2 separate regions of the Homo sapiens genome follow, and region 1 is linked to region 2. Evidence: read pairs that join two places in POLR2A ChIA-PET (ENCODE). Cell type or tissue: MCF 10A. All regions are shown on one strand.

Region 1 (2,500 bases), 150 kb before region 2:
GGCCAGGCTGGTCTGGAACTGCTGGCCTCAAGTGATCCGCCCACCTGAGCCTCCCAAAGTGCTGGGATTACAGGCATGAGTCACCATGCCTGGGCTTTTTTTCTTTATTTTTAAGGCAGAGTCTCACTCTGTCATCCAGGCTGAAGTATAGGGGTATGATTACAGCTCACTGCAGCCTCCACCTCCTGGGGTCAAGCAATCCTCCCACCTCAGCCTCCCAAGTAGCTGGGACCATAGGCACTTGGTACCACACCTGGCTAATTTTTGTATTTTTTGTAGAGATGGAGTTTCATTCACCATGTTGCCCAGGCTGTTCTCGAACTCCTAGGCTCAAGTGATCCTCCTGCCTTGGCTTCCCAAAGTGCTGTGATTACAAGGCTGAGCCACCAGACCTGGCTTATAAACAATAATTTTTCCACTGTCTCAACTCTGCTTTAGGATACTGTTAGTGGGAAAGGAAGGATAATTTGTTTAAGAGTTTGATGTGGGCAACATGGCTCTCTACAAAATACAAAAAAATTAGCCAGGCATGGTGGTGTGCACCTGTAGTCCCAGCTACTTGGAAGATTGAGTTGAGAGGATTGCTTGAGCCTGGAGAGTGAGCCATGATTGCACCATTGCACTCCAGCCCAAACAACAAAGTGAGATATCCTGTCTCAAAAAAAACAAAGAATTGGGCTGGGCGCGATGGCTCTCGCCTGTAATCCCAGCACTTTGGGAGGCCAAGGCGGGCGGATCACAAGGTCAGGAGATCGAGATCATCCTGGCCAACATGATGAAACCCCGTCTCTACTAAAAATACAAAAATTAGTTGGGCGTGGTGTCAGGTGCCTATAATCACAGCTACTCGGGGGTCTGAGGCAGGACAATCGCTTGAACCTGGGAGGTGGGGGCTGCAGTGAGCCAAGATTGTGCCTAGGCAACTCCAGCCTAGGCAACATAGCAAGACTTCGTCTCAAAAAAAAAAAAAAAAAAAGATAATAGCATATTACCTCTAGCTTCAACTATTGACATGTTGGATTTTAGATTCTAGAATGATCAGAGAATATCTGGTCATGAAAGTGAGGGGAAGAGATGTGGTTAAAACCTACAAGACTCTCCACCTGCCTTAAGACTAGTCACAACCATATTATAAACATGATCTTGAACGATAAAAAATTTTACAACATATAAGATGTATCAAGGTTACAAAGACAGTTCTTCATGAATTATAATTTTAAAAAATACCCAGCCGCTCCCTGATTCCGATCCCCAGAGGCGACTACTTTTACTACTTATAGTTGTTTCTTTGATTATTTCCTTCCATAATTCTAAGTAACATGCTTGGCCGGGTGCAGTGGCTCATGCCTGTAATCCCAGCACTTTGGGAGGCCAAGGAGGAAGGATCACTTGAGGTCAGGAGTTCGAGACCAGTTTGGGCAACATAGCAAGACCTCCTCTCTACTTTATTTTTATTATTTATTTATTTATTTATTTATTTATTTATTTATTTATGTTTTTGAGACAGAGTCTCCGCCTGTCACCCAGGTTGGAGTGCCGTGGTACAATCTCAGCTCACTGCAACCTCCGCCTCCCAGGTTCAAGCAATTCTTGTGCCTCAGCCTCCCAAGAAGCTGGGATTACAGGCATGAGCCACCACCCCCAGCTAATTTTTGTATTTTTAGTAGAGATGGGCTTTCGCCATGTTGGCCAGGCTGGTCTCAAACTCCTGGCCTCAAGTGATCTGCCTGCCTCAGCCTCCCCAAAGTGCTGGGATTACAGGCGTGAGCCACCGCGCCTGGCCTCACCTTCCTGTTTTAACAGCTGCACTATTCTCTCGTGAGCTGGTGTCCCATAATTCACGTAACCAGCACCCACAGATGGACATCGCGTCTTTAGCTCTTCCCCAGGACGCTGCAGTGACTCCTGGACACATACTTTTGTGCACACCTGTGGATATAACAGTGGTATACATGTGTAGAAGGGGGAGTTTCTGGAAAATGCCATCCTTCGAATCTCTGTCCAGCGTTTCCCTTGACTGTCTTCCTGGCAGGAGGAGTTTCGCTCCTGGTAGCTGGTATTTTAGGCGAGGGGACAGAGCTATGATGGGCTGTTCCAGGGCTAAAACCACTTCACTGAGCTCATTCAAAGTGCGTGTGTGTGTCCAGGTCTATAATACGCTGCGCCACGCCGTGGGGACCATGTATAGGAGCGAAGGCCCCCAGGTTTTCTACAAAGGCTTGGCTCCCACCTTGATCGCCATCTTCCCCTACGCCGGGCTGCAGTTCTCTTGCTACAGCTCCTTGAAGCACCTGTACAAGTGGGCCATACCAGCCGAAGGAAAGAAAAATGGTGAGGCAGCCCTCACACGAGAGGGAGCCCTCCCACCCCAGCCACCAGAACACCCCCTTCCAAATCACAAAGGAGCTAAAGTTCTCCTGTCCGAATCAAAGACCGCGGGTCTCTGTACCTGGCTCTGTAATGTGGCAAACAAAACAACTGCAGCTGCTTGGAGAGGACT
Region 2 (2,500 bases):
ACCTCCGCCCCACCAGGTTCAAGTGATTCTCTTGCCTCAGCCTCCCAAGTAGCTGGGATTACAGGTACATGCCACCACACCTGGCTAATTTTTTTTTTGTATTTTTAGTAGAGACAGGGTTTCGCCATGTTAGCCAGGCTGGTCTTAAACTCTTGACCTCAGGTGATCCACCCATCTTGGCCTCCCAAAGTGCTAGGATTACGGGTGTGAGCCACCGTGCCCAGCTGGGGGAACATTATTAAAGGATCCCACTGCATGTGGAGTAAATTCCAGATGTCCGTGTGCTCCTTACCCCTGAGCCGTCCTGTCTGTTCTTCCCTCTCCCTGGCACTCATTGCAGTCTCCAACCTCAGTCCATCCCTGAGACCTTTCAGCCCCCAGTTGTCACACACTGACACCCTCTTGCTGGTAACAAGCCCTCCACTGCTCTCCTTGCAAGTGGCGTCTTCCTGGGATACCCGACTAGGTGCTCTACCATGTCAGGGCAGCCCTTCATCACCTGATCCTTTAAGCACTGACCCGGGGGGGAAAGGGTTCAAAGAACCGCAGATGGTCAGGGGGCTGGACAGTGTGGCTCCCTGACATCCTGCCCACCCTGGACTTCTGTAGTTCTTAGATCTGGGCTGCAGCTCACAGGCAGGACACATCTGAGGGAGGGAAGGAGCTCTTTGGCCTCTCTGGAGTCCTGAGAAAGAGTAGCAGCAGCAGAGGGCAAGCAGGCCCTGACTGAGCGCCTCTCCCCATGGGGCCCTTGGAGCCTCCCTTGCCAGTCCCACTTCAGCACTTGCTAAAGCACAGGGTGGCCCCTAGCGTGGCTGTGGCATTCTGTAGGCTGCCTTTTGTCCTTGCTCTGTCCCTTCCACCAGGAGCTATAAGGCAGGGCTCAAGTTCCTAGAACCGTGGACACTTCACTGAGCACGCACTGGACACATGACTGAACCCTAGAAACAAGTGCTAACATCACCCCCATTTCCATGGGAGAAGTCAAGGCTATGAGAGACTGAGTGAGCTGCCCAAAACGCTAAAGAGATGGGAGCCTTCTGCCCCTCGGCCCTCCCATGGGAAATGGCGGCCCTCCCATGGGAAATGGCGGGGCCCTCTGGAAGCAGTAAGGACAACGAATCCAGCCTTGGGCAGATGCCAGGCTCAGTCTGGAGCAGGGGCAGTGGAAGTGCTGTGGTCGGACTCTTCTGCTCAGACACACCCGCGGCATGTCTCCCGAGCTGACGGGAGCGGCCTTCCTGTGCACACTGGACTGCGGGTGGGGTGATGGGATTTCTCTCTGTGTAAAGTGTGATAAGATGAAGCCTGAGTCACTGCCTGGCAGCTGAGTCATCACCACACCCAGGTGCGCCTGGGCAGGGCACTGCCACCCAGACTGCGGAAAACCAGAGGGTGGGGGCAGGAGGAGGCCTCAGGAGAGCCACCCTCTCCCTCCCTCCCCACACAGAGGCCTAGGAGTCTCCAAGGATGGACCGGGTGCCTGCCAGAGCTCACCAGCTGCTTGGACCCTCTCCGCAGTGGCAGGGAACTCCTGAAGCTCCTCTGCCTAGCGGGTAGTGTCCCTTAGAGATGAAGAAGGCGGTGAGGGCCAGAAAAGAAAAGGGCACAGAGTTTCAGGGCAGGAAGTCTGAGCTGGAGCAGAAAGATGAGCCAAGATGGCGCCAGAGGACCCACAAGAGGCCACAGCAACAGCTGCTTTGAGCTTCTCCCTGGGTCTACCTGTGTGAACCTGCCCTGAAGAACTGAGAAGGGCCATGGAAAAAGAGCAACGTGGAAACTGGGAGCTTCCTAGAATGCTTGGTAATAGCCAGATGGCTAAATTATGGTACATGCATATGATGAAACAGTATACAGTACTTTTTTTTTTGAGTATGAGCCTCGCTCTTGTCGCCCACGCTGGAGTGCAGTAGCACGATCTCGGCTCACTGCAACCTCCGCCTCCCGGGTTCAAGCAATTCTCCTGCCTCAGCCTCCCAAGTAGCTGGGATTACAGGCATGCACCACCACGCCCAGCTAATTTTGTATTTTTAGTAGAGATGGGGGTTTCACCATGTTGGCCAGGCTAATCTCGAACTCCTAACCTCATGCCTTGGCCTCCCAAAGTACTGGGATGAAAGGCGTGAGCCATTGTGTCTGGCAATATTTACAGTTCTTAAAAATAATGTCTTCAGGCTGGGCGCGGTGGATCACAAAATTAGGAGATCAAGACCGTCCTGGCTAACACGGTGAAACTCCCTCTCTACTAAAAATACAAAAAATTAGCCGGGCACGGTGGTGGGCACCTGTAGTCCCAGCTACTCAGGAGGCTGAGGCAGGAGAATGGCCTGAACCCGGGAGGTGGAGCTTGCAGTGAGCAGAGATCGCACTGCTGCACTCTAGCCTGGGCGACAGAGCGAAACTCGGTCTCAAAAAAAAAAAAAAAGTCTTCAAAGGCCAGGTGTGGTGGCTCATGCCTGTCATCCCAGCACTTTGGGAGGCCGAGGCGGGTGGATCACAA

The links. Peaks named below come from ENCODE experiments on the same cell type or tissue, not always from the same donor. Only the 100,000 strongest peaks of a DNase experiment are listed, where the experiment ranks them.
Region 1: POLR2A ChIA-PET joins it to region 2 with 7 read pairs; 21 of 35 experiments call an interaction of 5 or more read pairs at or near these places.

Annotation. Positions count from the first base shown.
Region 1 is chr17:75,277,983-75,280,482 of GRCh38, reverse strand. It overlaps SLC25A19 (solute carrier family 25 member 19), which reads left to right. Exons shown (of 8, transcript NM_001126121.2): 6 at 2,148-2,331. Among named protein-coding and RNA genes, the nearest start is that of MIF4GD-DT, 7.9 kb to the right of the region's middle. In MCF 10A, no CTCF peak of the experiment used is centred here; no DNase peak of the experiment used is centred here.
Region 2 is chr17:75,123,282-75,125,781 of GRCh38, reverse strand. The region is part of intron 2 of ARMC7 (armadillo repeat containing 7); the gene reads right to left. Among named protein-coding and RNA genes, the nearest start is that of NT5C, 7.2 kb to the left of the region's middle. RefSeq lists an enhancer at 610-1,809. In MCF 10A, no CTCF peak of the experiment used is centred here; a DNase peak (open chromatin) is centred at 1,271.